2 separate regions of the Homo sapiens genome follow, and region 1 is linked to region 2. A link is a contact called in ENCODE Hi-C or POLR2A ChIA-PET data. All regions are on one chromosome and are shown on one strand. The core of a region is the stretch at or near the end of the contact, and the rest is flanking DNA. Distances in the headings are between cores, read along the strand shown.

Evidence for each region. A loop is a pair of places that touch in the nucleus more often than their neighbours do. ChIA-PET counts read pairs that join two places held with the same protein, here RNA polymerase II (POLR2A). Pooled maps may share reads with other maps.
Region 1: a pooled map shows a loop between it and region 2 (3-fold over the local background). The contact joins two enhancer-like sites. A Hi-C loop is called at or near these places in 3 of 50 pooled maps. POLR2A ChIA-PET finds 5 or more read pairs at or near these places in 2 of 52 experiments (A549 and WTC11).

What each region holds. Positions count from the first base shown.
Region 1 is chr6:148,143,833-148,149,110 of GRCh38, forward strand. No RefSeq gene overlaps it. Among named protein-coding and RNA genes, the nearest start is that of SASH1, 200 kb to the right of the region's middle. RefSeq lists an enhancer at 2,599-3,798. Within about 2 kb of position 3,024, at least 3 of the 41 ENCODE cell types and tissues checked have a DNase peak (open chromatin) inside an H3K27ac peak, as active enhancers do.
Region 2 is chr6:146,902,832-146,908,090 of GRCh38, forward strand. The region is part of intron 7 of STXBP5-AS1 (STXBP5 antisense RNA 1); the gene reads right to left. Among named protein-coding and RNA genes, the nearest start is that of LUADT1, 250 kb to the right of the region's middle. Within about 2 kb of position 2,737, at least 3 of the 41 ENCODE cell types and tissues checked have a DNase peak (open chromatin) inside an H3K27ac peak, as active enhancers do.

The sequences.
Region 1 (5,278 bases), core at 1,774-4,273, 1.2 Mb after region 2:
TGGACAGGGACAGTTCCTTATCCATCTCTATCCTCTGTATCCCCAGCACCTGTCAGAGTAGCTGTAATATCACAGGGATCACTGAGTGTGCTGATAAGTGAGTGGGTGCGTGCTTTCTCCTACATTTCATAATCCCTTTCTCACTGTGTGTCTGGGGAGAGTCCCTGAAAGCACAGTAGATGCCGTGGCATCTTTCAGCTGAAGGATTTACGTGCTCCTAAATGCGAAATCATCTAATACTGAGCGTTCTTCCCATACAGTAGGACAGAGGCCGGGTAGTGATTTGGGGAAATGGTATGAATTCTGCCTTTTTCTCCTCACCCATGCACATGCCAGCCCTTAAAGAGTATCTGCGTGGTCACTCCAGCCAGACCCCCTGCAGCCCCCCAGTCAGAAGCCAGATGGTCTTTCTACTTCTCTGAAAGAGAGGAGTGTTTCTGGTAGTCCTAAGGTAAACCTCAGAATTCATTTTCCTGGACAAATAATTTTATAAATGGTTGGCCAACTTTAGTAGAAATGGTACTGTTAGTAAAATATTTCCAATTCAATCTGGGTTAAATTGATTTTAGGGGTTACCCTTGGAAACGAATTATCATATTTTAAATTTTTTTCTGTGGGAAAATGTATTTTGAGTTCCAAATGACTAAGTTATATATACACTTTAGGAACACTGCTCACTCGTATGTTAGGGACTGATTATATTGTATTTGTAGTCCATCTGGGGCTATGAGAACAAAAAGAAAATCAAATCATCAACTGGATAATATCACCACTGAGAGCAACAAATCTAAAGTAACAAAATAGTCCATAATATGGAATATCACATCAGAATAAAAATGAATGTATTTTACACAGTTTGTGATATTTGTGGGCTGGCTTGGTGTCTGCAAGAAAGAATGTCTCATAAAATTGTACTGAGTGGGTCTAATGTGAGATTATGTTTGATTCTGTGCTAGGGCCTGAGATAGTATAACTTAGTTATGAGTCCAGAAAAAAGTGATGATGGGCACTTTGCCATTTACCACCTATATAGAGGCCTGAATCATTACACAGTGTATTTTTTAAAATCTTTTGAAGCCTTGTGAATGGACTAAAATTGACTTGGTGGTGGAAGATGGAGCTCAGAGGTTAGGGTCCTCTCTCAATTTTGTTTTGTTGCTTTTTTATTTTGATCACATTAATATGGTCATATTAATAGTCAACTCAATGTTTCAAAGCAAAATGGAGATGGAATTCTGGACATTCGGAGTTCTGGTGGAACAAACACTTCACACCAGGGGGCGCAATGGAGCCACGGCCTTTTATACACACAAGCACATTGATGATGTCTAAGAGCAGCGACTGGGAGGAATAGAAGAAAAGGAAAAACGAAATAGGAGAGTGTTTCATAAGAATAAAGTCTACAGAGAGACTAATTTCTCCTAAAATTAAAATCATGCTACCACAGGCTTTATGTCCAATTATATGTCATTTGAGTGGCCTGAATACTTTTTACTTCATGATTTATAGATCCAAAAATAGGTACAGAATGAACGTATGTTTATTTTGCTAAAGACTTTAAGAATTCCGTTACCGTTATTGTAAAATAATTCAAAATCATGAAACAGATTCATTATAACACCAGCTCATTTAGTTATTATTTAGAGACTATATATGTATAATACTTTAAAAGGTATAGTTGACATAAAAATTCGATGTATTTATTAGGTACAACATGATTTTTCAATGTAAGTAAACTTTGTGAAGCAGTTGAAGCAAGCTAATCAGGGAACATATATTAACTCAATACTTTATTTGGGCCAGACACTGTGCTAGCTGCAACCTTTAAATTAATTATTGGGGCTACAGTGCTTAATAAAACCAGTTCATAATCTGTTGCTGCTGGAGTACAAAAAGTTGAATGACCTTACAAATTCAGTATTTCTATATTTGTCACTATTTTTTTTATTGCATATGTTGTTTCCTGGGTAGTCCTAATATGTTATATGAGTTATTTTATGCTTATATTGTGACTGCATTTTTAATTGAAGAAACATTTGCCATCTTTCACTTTTTAAACTAAAGCCAAAATACAGGTATGCTTAGCAGTTTATTGTTTTCAAATTTTCAAATCAGGTAAATTTGATTAATTTCATTTAATAAATGAAAAAGAGATTGGGTACGGTGGTTCACACCTGTAATCCCAACACTTTGGTAGGCTGAGGCAGGAGGATTGCTTGAGGCCAGGAGTTCGAGACCAGCCTGGGCAACATAGAGAGATGCTGTATCTCCAAAAAATAAAACAATTAGCCTGGTGGCGCACTACTGTAGTCCCCGCCACTCAGGAGGCTGAAGTAGGAGGAATTGCTTGAGCCCAGGAGTTCGAGGCTGCAGTGAGCTATGATAGTGCCACTGAACTCCCATCAGAGTGAGAGAGCAAGACTGTCTCTTAAAAAAAAAAAATGAAGAGAGTAAAACATTATGCCAAGTTACTAACCAGATACTTGCTAAAAGGTAAATGATAGATTTAAAAATATAAAAAGTCTTTGACTCTTAGTATCCCATGGAAGCACAAAAATTCACAGTGGTTTGTAGATGGTGATAATAATTTTTTTTTCTTGGCATCTCTAAGAATATATTACCTACCATAAAGATTGTATACTGTCAGGAAATAAAACATTTTAAAATAATATTCAAAAAAACCTAGTCTCATGAGAGGCAAAAGTTTTCAAGTATTAACTACAAAAAGTTCAGTTGGAAATTTCCCCGTCTTCCGAGAGGTGTCATGAGCTGAGTCAGCTCCTAGCTGTGACCTTCATGTGACCTCATACATCACCTTCACCTCTCTCAGAAAATCTATGTCTTCATTCTTAAAGATAAGGACAATAACCTGCTTTGCATTGAGGAAGAAGTCAATTAAAAGATGAGATTACCTGTGTGTAAGCATTTTGTACAGAGGAAGCACTTTTTTTCTTCCTCTCATTATCATCATTGCCTTGACTCATTTCCTGTTGTGCCCGGAAGGCGGGGGCACCTGTGAAATTAGAATGCAGCAGGGCAGGGGGTTTTCATTGGCTCAGTTCCCGCTGGTGCTGCTAGGTAACTTTGCTCATATCCTGTCTGGAAGGACAGACAAGGGTCAGACTGGATGCAGGCTGGGACACCATCAGCTTCTCACAGTTGCTTTTTCTCTCCCCATCATGGGTCTGGCCTGCTCTTAGAACTGAGTCATCGCTGATTATTCTCCCAAACACAGGAAAATCCAGGATACCCTAGCGTACCCACTTTTAGGTGCTGACACATTGCAAGCCTCACACTTCATCCATGGTTTTAAGGATCACCTTGAACCATGGAAACGTGAGGGAAGCGAGAGGAAAGAGGCGGTGGGCGGCTCTGGCAGCAGGTGTTTTCATCAGGGGAGACCAGTTCTTCTGGGCCGCATCCCCATCACCCTTCAGACTGATGAGCTCTAAAGAAGGGATTTGCTCTACAGTGTGTCAGTTAAATGTAGTAATCATTTTTCTTCGAAGGAAAAAGAGGCAGGAAGAAGCACGTGCTCACTCACCAGCATTACAGCTTTTGCTCCCTGATCACAACAATAGATTTGGGCTGATTTCCTATTTTCAGGCAATCAGTGATGGGAGGAGAGGGAGCCATTAGCAGGTGCCCTAGTTGACCTTCAGCTAAATTATCGTCCCTTTCCCCTCCTGCCTTTCTTTCAATACAAGGAGAAGGGGAAGGGGGGGAGAGTAGCTCTCCATTTAAAAAAAAAAAAGGAAAAGGAAAGGAAACAGGTGCGTGGTCAGAGCTATCTAGCAAAGGGATTTAATTGATGGTGACAACAGCATTCTTAATCTGACAGCTGTTTTGGTTGTTTCATCCCTTTGTGTCATCGAATAGGAAAATAACTTATTAGAGCTATTCATGTCAGAGATAGTCAATAAATATCAGTTGGACTGTAAGTATATGGGATATTGCTTGAAAAAAATGAGGGTTTTTTGTTTTTTTAACTTTTTTTAAAATCTGTAATGTTAAAGGCAAAGGTGCAGTCTAGTCAGCTTTGGCATCCCAACACAGTTCCTGGAAGTAGTTTTTCCAAATAAAGCACTGCAACCAAATGACAATCAGCAGATTTCAAATACATATTTTTTGACTCTTGCTCTGTCAGAGATGGCCTATCCAAAGAGAAGATGGAGATCAGAAATATTGAAAGCTCAGTTCAATGTCATCCCAAATAAATATCTCTCAGGCTGTGCAAATTAGTTACCAGTAAGTACAGTTTGAAACGTGGATAGAAGTACATTACTTTCCAACAATTGGTATTGAAAATAAAGCTACTGACAAATAGAGCCATTTATGGAGATTGGATGTTCTCTTGTTATAACTTTTGGTGCATTTTATATCACTTGGGGAAGACTTAGAAGTGTTTTTCAGTCGTGCTGTGTAAGACGAATTCTTCCTAATAGCCTACCTCATTGTTATTACACGTGAGTTCAGCATGAGTAGTCAAGGAGGTAATATCACTGCTAATGGCACTCAGTGCTAATGGGTATTGGGGTAGCTTAGGTTAACATAAAAAGCAGTTAGGTAAAGTGTGGGGCAGGCCACAATTAATCTCAAGTAGAACCCAAATAAAGACGAAGACCATAAACATCAATAATTCTCTAGTAGTTCAAAGGAAGAAAAGTTGAGAATTCTTTTTTTGTTAAATAGTTTTAACTGCAATATGGAAAATCCCCATATCATTAAGTTCTTGATGTCAATTGACCTATAATAAGTCCTGATGCTCATTACACATAATGATCATCTCTGTGAACTTTCTAAATTTACTGCTAAAAGTTGAAATCAAGCTATAGATTAAAAGACGATCAATATTCTATAGGTTTTCATTAATGCATTTTATAAAGACAACATCTTTTGTTTTCATAAAATGTTCGATACATATACATTTTATATATAGTATATATAAATTTATATATGCTCAAATTACAAAGCAGAATTATAAAAAAAAAATGAACCCATTACTCCACTTAAGAAGCAGAACATTACCCACACTGTTGCGATTTTCTGAGAGTTCCCTCTCCATTCTTATCCCTCTGCCCCAGCTAATTGCTATATCCTGTTGTTGTTGGTTTGTATGTTTTTAAAAAAATTTCCATCCACTTTGTCATTCATTTTTTCATTACCTTTATGGTTTCCCATGCACCTATGTATGTGTCGCTAAACAATATACTGTTTGGCTTTATACTTTATAAAATATGTAATACTGTGTATATTCTTTTGTTACTTATTTTTTAAC
Region 2 (5,259 bases), core at 1,487-3,986:
CATTCAGACAGACAGTATGTAGGTTGCTGTGTTGGTAGGTGTAGGGGGAGAGTCGCCATCTTCATCTTCTTCACTCCCACCCCTTGTTCTGCTTTGCCAAAAGACAAAAATACAAAGTTGCCTTGGAGCCTGGGCATCTACCCACAATAGGCAAGAATAAAGCCAGTAACCACATAAACAGAGAATAAACAAGAATGTAATGGGATGAGCTATTTATAGAAAGGCTACCCATCTAGGTTGTTAAGGGACTGAGCAGCCTACTTATTTGAAAAGCTGGTAACATTTTTAAAAAAACATTGAGGTTCACTCCCCTCAGGAGGAATCTTGCTCCTGTTAGCATCCAAGGCCTGAGAACAACTGTTTTCTTTTGTTAGTAAGGGCTAATTTTAATTAAAACAAGATCTCCTTTTCTTGAGGTTCTCCCACCATGCATTCCAGTCTTGTGTTCTGGTTAGAATGCTTCATCAATAGCCGACTTCAGTGTGGATTTGGAGGTCTGAGACACAATTACAGTAACTGGAGAATCAATTAGGGCTTTGGATCATTATGCAGCAATTCTATTTTTATTACGTTAGCACTAAAGTGGGGGAAAGATCAGGAACTCAGACTCTATAGAAAGGCAGATCAACTAATCTATAGGGGAAATGCAAGTTTCTCAGCAACAACAACATCAACACACATTAGCAGGCTGGAAATTCAACTCAAATTGACCGTGTGGGCATTCAAACCAAGCGGGCACTTGGAAGACGGAGATGATAAAGGTCCTTAGAGGACTTACTCATTCAACATGCGTTAGACAATAGCAGCCAGTCCCTCCCGCCTTTGCAGGGGTGCCTTCCTCTTGAGGCCTCTTCCTCTCCAGAAGGAAGCGTTGCACTCCCTACTTGCATGTATTAGTTTCCCTCTATGTAAATCCCCGTAGCTCATATTTATAAAGCACTTTGTTGGTTTCACACAGGTGACATCTAAGAATCATCTTTGTTCTTCTCAGCCACAATGGGGAGGAGGTTGACATGTTCATCCTAATTTTACAGATAAGTTCTGAATAGGGGTTCATGATTTGTCCAAGGTCACAAACTATGTAGAATCAATGCCTAAAATAGAGAACTGGTCCCCAGACCTGTAGCCCACACTCCCTTTTACCTGATCACATAAAAAGCCTAAGATTGATATATCATAGGAAATAAACCTTTGTTTTCTTCTCTAGCATATGCAGGAGTATCGTAAGCCAAAGTTCCCAGTGGATATTTTACATGTGACACTTTCTACCCCTAAACATTGTTTGCTATAGCCTTCTTGAGGATGGAGTCATGACCTCAGAGAAAGGGCACAGTATATTTCATTTCTCCTAGTCCCCAGACTGGATTTTCATCACGGCTGGTGCCAGGTTCTTTTTTAGTACTGCACCGGGCGTATGAGAAAGAGCTTATTTTCATGACTAGCAAGGGCATCATTCAAAAGACAATTTGAACGTGGCCTTTTATGTATTTTTTTGCAAAGCTGTTATTTGGATAACCTTCAGGGAAATCCTTAAAACACTGAAAATGAAAACCATTAACAATGTGTTAGACACACATATACAGAAGAGCTGATAATGTTGAGTGCATGTGTATATTCTGTATCCGTGTGTGTGTGTGTGTGTGTGTGTGTGTGTGTGTGTGTTGAGGGAAATAAGAGATTTGTTCTCTGGGAAATAGCTGATCCAGAAACTGTCATTAATTCATAGGCCAAAAAGCCAAACTCCTATTTTGCAGCCCTTTCCCCATGGACTTAAGGAGTCTGAGGATTAAAAAAAAAAAAAAAAGTCTGAGGTATAAATACGATCATAAAGAGACATTCAAATTTGCTTTCTTCAAAGATTTTGCTCTGAGCTACCCACGACTGCCTGAGACATGTCAGATCTTCAAGAAGTGGCTAGCTCTACTCTGAGAAGCTTTCTGTTTCTGCTTGCTACCCAGGCAACCAAAATGTCAGTGTGCACATGTGCATGCGTGCATATAAATATATACACATCTCTCACCATCTTATTCTTCACGTGCTACCTGTCTGCGTATATGTGTTTATATACATGTATGCGTATGTCTGTGTCACATGTACATTTAGAGGTGTTTTTGCTATTTGAATTTTTGCTTCTTTTTATTTTTGAAGACCAATGGAAAAGTGTTTGAAGACAGCAGATTACATTAAAAAATCAGTTTCACCGACTGGCTCTCAGATACTGGGTACATGTATGCACACACACACCTCTTCTACCCCCTCTGATTAATAGATGCTTCCTCTTAAGTCCTTTAAAAGAGGCATTCTTAGGCACATTTCTCTGCCAAAATGTAGTGGATTCCTCTTTGAAGCTGTGACCCTGTTGATTTTGTTCACTGCCAAATTTCACATCATGAAAAAAATAGCTTAATATTGGAGTGATTAACTTTCATGGAGAGCTGACAGAATTGAGTTCTTCAAAACCTAAACTCTGCCAATTTTGATGTCCCTAATTTATTCCAACAACCATTTAAGTCTAAATGCTTCCATTTTAATCACATTAACAGTATATTACAAAGAGACTGAACACCCAGAGGACTCCAGTTGCAAAATGAATTTGGCTCTTCCTTGTCCTCTTTATCTTTAGAATGATCAAATAGCTGCTGGCAAAAATGTTCAGCTAGAGTCAGCCCTCTGGCAATTTCCCATTGAGTCCCTCTGCTTCCTTAGCCAGAGGCCTGAACCTTGGCACTTGCCCAGACATCACAGAGGAAATAAACATACCTATTATCCAAGCAACCACAAAGATGCCTATCTGACCATTGCTGGCATTAGGTTTACCTGGACAGCTGCATTTGACTGGGGCTAAAGAGAGGCAGCTTTGTGAAACTAATCCACATCAATTCCTATCAACCTGGAGGCCTGATTGGCACCACGATCTAACCAGGGAGGCTGCAGCAGTGGCCCTGGGGAAACTGTGTGTTCCTGGTACCCCTTCTGGGTCTCACCAGTTGATAAAGTATCAGGCCTTCAGTGGGGCCAGTGCAGAGATTTGTTTATACCAAGGCTGAGCCATTGCCAGTTTGCCCATTCCTCTGGTACTGTACTCACATAAAGGTGCAGGAAAGCTGAATATTTAATGCAGGTATTTTATTTGAAACCAAGTGCTCCTGTTCTCCAGGGTCTACTTTCTGCCACCAGCCTACATCCTAGGAAATAGAATAAACATTTTTCTGTACTGCATAAGCCAAGCTATTTTCATATTTAGTTTCCCAACAGCCATCAACTGCATATGTGTGCAGACCCTGAAAACTCAAATACCTCCTTACTGTTTTGGCAGTGTTACATGGTGGTTATAAGCTAGGGTGTTCCTGTCAGAGAGACTGTGCTAACCTCTCAGCTCTGTCACTCATGGTATAACTTGCAGCAAGTCATTTCTGCTCTCTGAGATTGTTTTCTCAACTACTAACATGGGTAAAAGAATTGTATCTACTTCACACAGTGCTGCTTTGAGAAACAAGTGAGGTAATGCACAAAATTAAGAATCTGGTCTATAGTAAGTGCTAAATTATGCACTTCATGTAAGTGTATTTTATATATATATATATATATATATATATATATATAAAGTGTTTAACCAGTGTTATTGATATAGGAATATTACAAATATTTTCCACTTTTTAATTGCTTGAATTCAAGATTGCTACTCAGTAACAATACAGAAAAAGAGATGAGGAGGTTACAAGTTATTTCAAGCTTGAGATACGACTTCTTTAGAGGTTTTTGTTATTACTATTGAGCTTTATTGGATTAGAAGATGCTAGCTTCCAGAATTTCTATTACGCTATGGGCTCAGGGACTGCAATATGTTGGAAGAAAAGCTGGGGATTGTCTTAAAGTTGCATTTACATACTAAGCCCACTCATTTTCCTTAGGTTATGTGATCGTTTAAGGTAGCTCTGTGATGACAGGCACTGATGGAGATACAAGGATGCCATCTCTTGGTATCTTCACATTTACATCCCTCCTAGTCTACCCCTGGGTGTTCCATGTCATCCTTATTCTGGCAATTTCATCTCCTCTGGCCATGAACAATTAAGGATATTTTTAAAAACTTATTTTACAAAGTCCCATATTTCCACTTAAAAATCTTTGAAATAAATACATTATGAAAACAGAATTAAACACTTAAACACAGGTTATTTTTGTCCTCTTTGTTAACCCAAGGCAGTATCTTCTAAAGCCAGGGCTCTGTTGATAACTTTGGTTGGTTTCATGACAACTTCTATAGTTAGAATCCCATGTTGAAAGATGAACTGAATGAGACAAATATGAGGTAATTTTCCTCAATCAGACAATAAAAGTGATGGGAAAACAATATATTTTTTAAAGTTTAACTTTTATTTATCAACAAATACTCTTTTTTTCTTTTGAAACAGAATCTTGCTCTGTCACCCAGGCTGGAGTGCAGTGGCACAATCTTGGCTCACTGCAACTTCCACCTCCCAGGTTCAAGTGATTCTCCTGCCTCAGCCTCCTGAGTAGCTGGGACTACAGGCGTGTGCTACCACGCCCAGCTAATTTTTTGTATTTTTAGTAGAGATGAGGTTTCATCATGTTAGCCAGGATGGTCTCGAGCTCCTGACTTCGTGATCCGCCCGCCTCAACCTCCCAAAGTCCTGGGATTACAGGCGTAAGCCACCATGCCTGGCCAATCAACACATACTTTTGAGTGATACAGAGGTGCCTTTGGCATTGTGAAAGGTGAAATAGAATATTTTTTGTACTTTAAAGTAGAGGAAGTGTTCACATTTCTATTCTAGCAGAAAATCTATTTTCCCTGTAGAAACCAGTAATATTCCCTAATATAGTTATTTGTATAAGGACTAATGTTCTAGTTCAATGATTGGAGCTAGAATGGGTTATTTTTGCCCCTAGACAATTGGACCTCCACACAGAGACTCAGACTCAAAGAGAAAGGATGAAACACAAGCAAATATTATAGCCAATCCTCAGCCTCCTGAAAGGGAAGAATCCTTAACCAAAGAAGAGAGTGAAGTGTTCGAGTCTCTCACCTCTCCAAGGAAGATTCTGATGTTTATATTTGAGAAGGGAGAGTAGAATTTTTGGGACACTCATGAGTCTTTGAGAAAACAAAGTCCATTTTTATATGGCTGGAGAAGGGACAACACTTTTGTCGGAACTCAGTAGTGCTAAGAGCTGTAGCCAGTCGTTGGATGTGAACCCTGTTGCCTTCGGCTGCAATGGAATTACAGACACTGG